2 separate regions of the Homo sapiens genome follow, and region 1 is linked to region 2. Evidence: chromatin contacts called from ENCODE Hi-C or POLR2A ChIA-PET data. All regions are on one chromosome and are shown on one strand. Each heading gives the region's core, a stretch centred on a gene start or an enhancer-like site at or near the end of the contact. The rest is flanking DNA. Distances are from core to core; before and after follow the strand shown.

Region 1 (4,744 bases), core at 2,132-4,631, 66 kb after region 2:
GATGCTCCTTCCTCAGTCACATTACTCTCTCTCTAATCCCTTCAAGTCATTTAAATAACTCATCTCAGTGAAGCCTTCCCTAACCATCCTATTTAAACGTATAACCCGGCCGGGCGCAGTGGCGCACACCTGTAATCCCAGCACTTTGGGAGGCTGAGGCAGGCGGATCACGAGGTCAGGAGTTCGAGACCAGCCTGACCAACATGGTGAAACCCTGTCTCTACTAAAAATACAAAAATTAGCCAGGCATGGTGGCACACATCTGTAATTCCAGCTACTCAGGAGGCTGAGGCAGGAGAATCGCTTGAACCCAGGAGGCGGAGGTTGCAGCGAGCCAAGATGGCGCCATTGTACTCCAGCCTGGGCGACAGAGCAAGACTGTTTCTCAAAAAAAAAAAAGTATAACCCATACATACTAGTTTACCCTCATGGGTTATTCCCCCAGAGCACTTATCACCTTCTAGCATATTATTTAATTAACTTTAAAAAAATTTTATTTACTTTTCTGTCCATGCCAGAGAATAAGTTCTGTGAGGACAGGAATTTTTTCTTTATTTTCTTTGTGATACCTGCCTGAAATAGTGCCTGGCATAAGTAAATAATAAATAATTACTGGATTGAGTTAGATTAAATAAAATTATTTATTTACATCTGAAAATCTTTTGTTTTTTTTTTTTTTTTTTTTGACAGAGAGTCTCACTGTGTTGCCCAGGCTGGAGTGCAGTAGTGCAGTCTTGGCTCACTGCATCCTCTGCCTCCTGGGTGCAACCAGTTCTCCTGCTTCATCCTCCCAAGTAGCTGGGATTACAGGCACGCGCCAGCATGCCTGGCTAATTTTTGTATTTTTAGTGGAGATGGGGTTTTAGCACGTTGGCCAGGCTGATCTCGAACTCCTGACCTCAGGTGATCCACCCACCTCAGCCTCCTGAAGTGCTGAGATTACAGGCGTGAGCACCACACCTGGTCGGGGATCGTTCTTTTCGTTGCCTGAATCATTTCAGATGGTTTTATTGTGGTTTGGTTGATACACAAAAAGCTGTACATAGTTAATGTATACAACTTGATGAGTTTGGAATTCTAAGTAAATACCTGAGAGGTATTACCATAATCAAGGCCATAAACTTTGTCATCAAAACAGTTTTTGTATTGGCATAAAACAGACATATTGACCAAAAGAACAAAAGAAAGAGTCCAGAAATAAACTCATGCATATATAGTTATCTTCAACAAGGGTGCCAAGAATACACAATGGGGAAAAAAATAGTCTCTTCAATAAATGGTTTTGGGAAGACTGGATTTCACTAAAAGAATGAAATTGAATCCTTATCTCACATCATACACAAAAATCAACTCAAAATAGATTAAAGACTTAAATGTAAAACCTAAAACAATAAAACTCTTAGAAGAACACTTAAATTAGCCAGGCATGGTGACACACCTGTAGTCTCAGCTACTCCGGAGGCTCAGGTGGGAGGATCACTTGAACTTGAGAGGTTGAGGCTGTAATGAGCTGTGATCACACTACTGCATTCTAACCTAAGCAACAGAACAATACCCTGTCAAAAAAAAAAAAAAAAGAGGGAGGAGGAGCAGGAGGAGCAGGAGCAGGAGACGTGAGAGAAAAAGCTTACGGACATTGGTCTTGGCAATGATTTCTTGGGTATGACACCAAAAGCACAGGCAACAAAAGCAAATATAGACAAGTAGAATTACATGAAACTAGAAAACTTCTGCACAGCAAAGGAAACAGTCAACAAAATGAAAAGGCAGCTTAAGAAATGGGAGAAAGTATTTTCAATCCATATACCTCAAGAGGTTAATATCTAAAACCTATTAAAAAACTCTTAATAGCCAAAAAAAAAACCTGATTTTAAAATGGGCAAAGAACCTGAATAGACATTTAACCAACGAAGACATGCAAACAGACAACAGGTACATGAAAAGGTACTTAACATCACTAATGCAAATCAAAACCTCAGTATCACCTCATACCTTGTTAGAAGGGTTATTCCAAAAAAAAAAAAAAAACCTCAAAAAACAAAAGATAATCGATGGTAAGGATGTGAAGAAAAGGAAATCTTTTTACACTGTTGGTGGGAATGTAAATTAGTATAGCCATTATGGAAAACAGTGTGGAGTTTTCTCAAAAGATGAAAAATAGAATTATTTGATTCAGCAATCACGCTTCTGGGAGTATATCCAAAGGAAATAAAATCACTGTTTCACAGAGATATCTGCATTTTCATCACATGGTCCTTACAGCACTGTTCACAATAGCCAAGATACTGAAACAACCTAAATGTCTATCAGTCAGATGAATGGATAAAATGTGCGTATATATGTATACACACACAGAGCAGAATCAGTAGAGTATTATTCAGCCTTTAAAAAAAGAAGGAAATCCCATCACTTGGAACAACATGGGTGGATCTGGAGGGCATTATGATAAGTGAAATAAACCAGGCACAGGACAAATACTCCATGATCCCACTTTTATGAGGAGTTTAAAATAGTGAAGCTTGTAGAACTAGATAGTAGAATAGTGGTTATCTGGGGCTGGGGAGAGGAGTAAATGGGGAGGTGTCAGTCAAAAGATACAAAGTTTTAGTTATGCAAGATAAGGTCTGGAGATCTCCTGTGTAGCAGAGCCTATAGTTAGCAATACTGTATTGTATACTTAGAATGTTGCTAAGGGAATAGGTCTTACGTTAAGTGCTCTTACCACAAAAGAAAAAAATACTTTTCAAAGATTTTGAGGGGTTTGGGTGCAGTGGCTCACGCCTGTAATTCCAGCACTTTGGGAAGCCATGGCAGGAAGATTGCTTGAGCCCAGGAGTTTGAGACCAGCTTGGGGAGCATAGTGAGACCTTGTCTCTACTAAAAATTAAAAAATTAGCAAGGGGCATGGTGGCGTGTGCGTGTGGTCCCAGCTACTCAGGAGGCTGAGGTGGGAGGATCATTTGAGCCCGGGAAGTCAAGGCTGCAGTGAGCCATGATCATGCCACTGCACTCTGGCCTGGGCAAGAGACTCTATCTCAAAAACAATTTTTTTTAATGAATAAAGAGGGCAAAAGGAAAATCTTTTGGAGATTTTAAGATTCGTTTACATAGACTTTACAGCCTTGAAAAAAGATATGTAAGCCCCAAATATAAAGAAGATACATTTGACCAGCAAGATTTATTAACAGCTATGGATCTACGTGTGCCATATCATGTTCTTCAGTGTAATTTCATGTTTTTGTCCAGCGATTCACAGAGGACTAGATTTTAGATTGCCTTTCCTCTCCCACAACTGACAAGGCTTTAATCAGGGCATTAAGGAGTTCTAAATAGGTCTTGCTTTTGAATCTGCATATCAGGAGGGGGCTGGGAGCATGAGCGGGAGGATGTCATGTCTCAGTGATTAATGATCTCTAGGAAGCTGAAAAGGGGAGTGTAATATACACAGTATTTCTACCCCCTGGAGTAGGAATGCAAACACTATTGTGCAGATCTGTGCATAGTCACTGACTTCCTGGTAGCTGGAGAATTTCATACACTCTTCTACCACAAATAAAACTGTCAGAGAAGTGACAGAGCTCAAAAAGCTGGCCTTCCTTACTTAAAAAGAATAGCTCAAACACAGTGAGCCAGAAAAATTAATTTTGTAGTTGTTTGGAAACCAAGTTGTTAAATAAGAAATAAGAAAATGGGAACTTTTCTTGAAAAGCCTAAAACCTCCAAATATTTGTTGAATCAAACTCTACATTTGGTTTCTTAAATTTACTGAATTCCTGGAAACTGCTTACTTTAAACGAATTTAAAGGGGAAACATTCCTTTGTAATGAAATGACCCATCTGAAACTTTTCAATCTGGTCTCTGGTAGGTTCAGAGCATCATACGGTCAGTGTATTTAAGAGCCTATTGCCTGATGTTTAGGGAAAAAATCATAACATTTCAGAATGGCTTGTATACAGTTTTTGAAAATAATTCTAAGGTAGAGTTATTTCCCCCCTTTTATTCTCAATGAATCTATGGTATTATTTAGTAACAATTTCTAAGTGCTTAAGATAGAAGCAAAACGTTCTGAACTATAGATAAGATAAACTACAGATATTTGCAAAAAAAAGTTTTAAGAGAAAGTTTTGGGGAAAGCTTATATTTCAGCCACCTTTGATTATTTACCAATAACCAAATATAGAGATTTTGTGCATAACACCAGTAGCAGCAGCAGTATTTGGTTTTAGTGAGGGCAATCAAATAACTTGTATTTTACTAGGAACCATTTATTCATATGACTTGTTAAATTATTTTTTGCTCTTGATTCATTTTTTTGATGCCCTATACATTACCACTTTCTGTTCTGCATTGTCTAACTTTTCAACTGACTTGTTACTGGTTTTTATTTTTCCATAATATAAAAAGAAAGGAAATATTCATTCTTGGGGAAGTGGAGCACAATTCAGGGTAGAGGAAAGAAAAATTTTTGTATTTCTATTTCTTTGTTTTTCTGTTTGTTTTGCTTTATTTTTTAGGGTGTCACTATAATCTAAAGTAGAAGGAGCTACTGGTCTAAATTAAGATAGTATCAGATAGATTAAGCTCTAAATTTGGTTTCCAAGTGGTTGGACTTTTAAATTGCATTTGCAGGAGTTTATTTTTAGTCAGGATGTGGTTATTTTTAGATCTGCTTCTCTGTCACTAGGAAATAAAATGCCTGTCTTTCCATTGTTGATCAGGAAGTTCTAAGGCACAGGCATATAA
Region 2 (4,967 bases), core at 899-3,398:
CCTTGCTCCAAAAATAAATATATGGATACCCCCAAAGCACTTAATTCTGTACTGGACACAGAGCAGGCACCCAAATACTTTGTTAACAGCTCTCAGTTTTTGTCCCAGTTCTTGTTACTTAACTCATCTGACCCTGTTTTCTTATCTATAAAGTGGGAACAATACCTTCCCCAATGATCCATTGAGATTAGAAGTATTAAAAAGTTCTGTAAACTGTTAAAAACAATTGCAAGATGTTACTATTAGCTTAGAAAATTAGCTAACTATTCCATGACCTTACTAAAATGTGCTTTTTGGAGAGATGGATTAAAATCTTTCTGACTTAATTTATTACAGAGCACCTACCCCAATGCCTGACTCAAATATGCTCAATAAATGTTTGCTGCATGGAAAGTATAATATACAGAAAGACCAAAAGCTCCATAAACTCAGGTCCCATGTTCGTTCTTATTTCCGAATTCCCAGTATCTAGCAGAATATCTACCACAGCATAGAAGAAATTCAATCATTAGATAAATAAACTTTTGCCCCCTCTAGTTCCTCTTCAGCACAGCTCAAGAGGGAGAGACTGGTAGGGGAGACATCAAGGATGATTATGGGTAAAGGCTGCTTGGAATGGAAAACTTGAAATTACTTGGAGAATTCATCCACTTTCCATCAAAAAAAAGCTTGGGAGAGCAGAAAGAGCACAGGCTCTGAGTTCAAATTCAGTTTCCAAAAATCTGCAATTTTGATAAATTAACCAACTAACCTCTCCAAGACTCAGTTTCCTCATCTTAAAATGAGAATAACTCATATGGGTGCTCACTAGAATGGAAGCTCCATGAAGGCAGGGACTTTACTTTGGGCCCACTGTATCCACACTGCATTTAACAGCACCTGGGCACAGCACAGGCTCTCAAATATTTGTTGAATGAATGTGTATGAAATTGATTGAGCTAACACAGGTGAAGTATTAACAGAGTGCCTGACACGTAATTACCACCGGGGCAATGGGAATCTTTGTCATCACCACCACCGCTACTGTATCGGTATTATTACAGTTCCCGGAGGTCGTAGAGCGGCCGCTTCGGGGGGAAAGGCCTGGTTTCAAACCTCGACTTTCCCATTCTCTGGCCGTGTGACTTAGGATAAATTACTGAAACTATTCGGGTTCCTTTTTATTTCCACAAAAATTTGTGTTGGGAGAATTAGAGGATATAGGGAAATTACCTAAGAGAGTCTGGAGCCCCGGTGGCACGAGATGCATGCTAGAGATTAGTATTAAGGCAGAAAATCGCCGAGTCCTCTTTTATCCAGATAACTGCCTTCAATTATTTCCCACATTACTGTAGCTGAGTACATAACAAGAACGCAAATAAGGGTGGAAGGAATTCCCGAGACCGAAACCGCTAAATGAGAAAAGGGAATTAAACCGTGCTTGACAGTTCCCACCAAGGGATGGCAGTTTCCGCGACCGTCGGCCAGTCCAGCCAGCCCAGCCAGCCGAGACTGAAGCAGGACAGTCAGCGACATAACGAACAAAACCGAAGCAGACGCTTAGACCCTCCCTCTAACGGTCTCCCCGCCGCTGGCCTCAGGCGGCCGCCAGACTCCCGTTTCCGGCCCTCGCGGTACCACAGTTCCCAGCATGCCCTTGGCGGGAATTCTTTCCGGCTGGATGACTACCAATCCCAGCATGCCATTCGGCACGCCAGTAAATTAGATGGAAGAGCGGGATAGCCCCATTGCATGCAGGGAATTGCAGTCCATTTAGCGGCTGGTTCATAGATGGGCGGGGAAGAGCCGGGTTGCTCTAGTCCTTTGAGAATGATTCATAGAGGAGGGTCAGGAAAGAAGAACGGTTCAGTCTGTGAAAGCCCCCTTAAAAGACTGGACAGTTCTCCGAGGGAGGGAGAGGCAGGAGAGCAAGCAGGGCCTTGGGCCTGACTCCGCCTCGGTCCGCTAGCCAGGCCTCGACCGAGTCCTGGGCCTTGTCAGGGGCGGCCGTGAGGCGCCGGTTGCTGGGGGAGCGGTGACGTCGCGGGGTGAAAGTTGAGGGGCGGTGACGTCGGGCCGGCCCGGGCGGAGGCTGGCGGGTTGGAGGCAGGACGGAGGGAGGGAAAGAGGGAAGGAAGGAAGCTGGGAAGGAGCGAGCGGGGGCGCGAGGCGTTTACCTGGAGGCAGCGGCTTGGGCGCGCAGAGCGGCCGCGGCTCCCCCGCACCTGCGGCCATGGATGAGGAGCGCGCCCTCTACATCGTCCGGGCCGGCGAAGCAGGGGCTATCGAGCGGGTCCTGAGGGATTACAGCGACAAGGTAAAGAGTCCTGGCCCCGGGCGTGCGGTATCGCACCCCCGGGCCGCCCTCCGTGCTTGCACATCGCATCCTTCCCCACCCCCCTCATTCCGGGGATGCGCATTGCTCTCCCCCGAAAACGTTTCCGGCTTGGGCATGCGTGTTTGTGCCCCCAGCCTTTTCCATCCATGCATCCTGCATCCCACTACCCCCACTGTAGCGCCCACTCCTCTGATTCCTGGCCCAGCAGCTTGACCTCCGGTCCTCCTCTCAAGCGTGCAAGTCACACCCCCGGAATCCGTAGATGTGCATCTGTGCCCCGTGCCCCACTCCTGGATGCATAAATGCATGAGAGGCTTCCTCACCTGTATAGCATAAAAATACGTGCTTCCCTGCATAAACACGGCCCTTGACATGCATCAAATGTATCAGCAACGATGGCAGTTTCTATACGTTTAGCACTGTACGGTTTTCAAGGCATTGATGTCTCATCTATGGTCTCCTTTGATCCTCAGAGTGTTTATAGGGTAGATGGTATCATCCTCCCCATTTTATAGATGAGGAAACCGAGGTGCAAAGAGCTGAAATCACGCCCAAGGTCATGGACATATAATGTTGTAAGTGGGTGGAGAATGTAACTCCTAATGATACCTGTTATTTGTATCGCATTAACAGCTTTCCTATCCATTATCTTATTTAATCTTACAGCAATCCTGTGAGGTATTATCTGCATTTTGCAATTGAGACTCTAGATTGGTTAAGTAACTTGCCCAAGGTCATACTTGGAGCTGGTATTCCAGTTTAGTTCTTTCCACTTCACAACTCTGCGTAAAAGAGTATCTTGTTATAAATCCCAGTCACTTCTCAGAACCTCTTTCCAAGAACCGTTAGCTCTTCATTACTTTTCCTTCCAGGAATTTTACATGCTCACTTCAAAAGATAGCCTACCACACCTTTATCCTTTGGTTTAGAAGACTGCTTTATAGGAATGACTGGCGACTCCCTTCTGTGAAAACACACCCAACACCAAGTCACAACCTAGCTGTTAATGTTTTTCTTTCTTTTGCCCCCGTACATCGTCTCCCCTTCAGTGTTTGCTTTGTGTCCACCACTGCATCCATCCACTTTGTATTACTGACAATTGGTGTCTTATTTTTGAATCTTTTCCACCCGGGGCAGAAATGGCATACTGGTGGCTGAATTCCCGTTTAATCTTCCCAACAACCCTGGGAGGAGAGTGATGGTATTCCCCAATTCACAAATGATAAAATTTAGAATGATAATGTGGTCCCAAGTCCACACAGCCACTGAGAGATAGAGCTGAGATTTGAATTTACGTTGTCCAACTCCAAGTCCAGCGAGCGCTCTTTCTGCCGTACTGTGTTGCTTTCCTTGGGAAGATTCATAGGTTCTATCTATTCATATCTTAGCTCCTTCACTTTCTGATACACTTTATTGTTGAACATGTCTGCCTAATTTAGGAATAACTCATTCAATGCATAGTTGTACATATTGTGGAGATTATGATTTAACCCGATTTATTACTGCTTTCCAGAAAAGATATAAGGCAGCTTCAAACTGATTTTCAGAAGCAAGAAATGCAAAGAGAACTTGGCCATTTGTTGAATCAACTAATGTTTATTTAGCACTTACTATATGCCAGATACCCAGCAATAAATAGGAATTTGTTTCTGTAGGGGAGGAAGGAGGAAAAACCTTCAACTGGATATAATCACGTTCTTTAATATTTCTCCTTCCCTTTATGGCTAAACTAATTAGACTCCAGATTTGCTTCCTCCAATTTATCTCTTCTCATTGGTCTCCCTCCAGATTGGTATCTACTTACCACTCCTGGCCAGGTGCTGTCAGAGCTTAAATCCTGAACATCTCCAGCTCCCCTTTTGTATTGGGAATGTTTTTAAGGTTGTTTTGCATGGTGTGTCTTGCTTAAGGTGGTATCTGAAGTGTTTCAAAAGATTCCCAAACCCTTGTAATTTTGGGATCAAGCCTGAGAGTGCTCTGACTAGATGTGAACTGGGTCAGTTAGCTCTTTCAGAAGAAAGCGCTCCCTTCTTTTTTGGAGACAGGGTCTGTATCTGTCACCCAGGCTGGAGTGCACTGGTGCAATCACGGCTCACTGCAGCCTCCATCTCCTCCCCCCCACCGACCCTCCCAAGTAGCTGAGACTACAGGTGCGTGCAACAGCACTGGGCTAACTTTTTAAATTCATTTTTTGTAGAGATGGGGTCTCACTGTGTTGCCCAGGCTGCTCTCAAACTGCTGGGCTCAAGCAGTCCTCTCACCTTGGCCTCCCAAAGTACTGCGATTATAGGTGTAAGGTACTGTGCCTGGCGAGAAAGCTCTCATATTTAATACTGACTGTAGTAGGGCCAGTATAGTAGGGCTGATTATAATACAAAGAAAATGGCTGAACATCATATTGCAGTGAGGTTTTGCCCCTCAAAGGGAGAGATTTTGAGAGCAGATGAATAGGAAGTGAATGTATGATCATAGTGGTTCAGGCAGTAAGAATGGGGAGGTGGAATTAAATTGCCCAGCTCTATGGTATATGGAATTTAGAACCCTGAAAAAAAATAGTTGGGTACCATATACTTCAGTTTCCTTATCTGGAAAAATGGATTTGAGAAATGTTTGGATTATGAGGTGATTATAGGGCATTGAGGAGTCCAAC

Evidence for each region. A loop is a pair of places that touch in the nucleus more often than their neighbours do. ChIA-PET counts read pairs that join two places held with the same protein, here RNA polymerase II (POLR2A). Pooled maps may share reads with other maps.
Region 1: a loop to region 2 is called in a map of heart right ventricle, with 12 times the contacts of the local background. The contact joins the enhancer-like site here to the promoter of RIC8B in region 2. A Hi-C loop is called at or near these places in 17 of 168 maps with a recorded cell type or tissue (Calu3, K562, PC-3 and 9 more) and 26 of 50 pooled maps. POLR2A ChIA-PET finds 5 or more read pairs at or near these places in 3 of 52 experiments (HEK293T, OCI-LY7 and naive thymus-derived CD4-positive, alpha-beta T cell).

Annotation. Positions count from the first base shown.
Region 1 is chr12:106,836,975-106,841,718 of GRCh38, forward strand. All of the region lies in intron 4 of RIC8B (RIC8 guanine nucleotide exchange factor B), which reads left to right. Among named protein-coding and RNA genes, the nearest start is that of RIC8B, 65 kb to the left of the region's middle. Within about 2 kb of position 3,382, at least 7 of the 41 ENCODE cell types and tissues checked have a DNase peak (open chromatin) inside an H3K27ac peak, as active enhancers do; they include endothelial cell of umbilical vein and heart right ventricle, where a contact is called at or near this core.
Region 2 is chr12:106,772,534-106,777,500 of GRCh38, forward strand. It overlaps RIC8B (RIC8 guanine nucleotide exchange factor B), which reads left to right and starts at 2,149. Exons shown (of 10, transcript NM_001330145.2): 1 at 2,149-2,296. The coding sequence starts at 2,213. It overlaps LOC100287944 (a long non-coding RNA gene), which reads right to left and starts at 2,298. Exons shown (of 4, transcript NR_040246.1): 1 at 2,157-2,298. RefSeq lists enhancers at 1,298-1,849, 2,620-2,669 and a silencer at 2,060-2,289.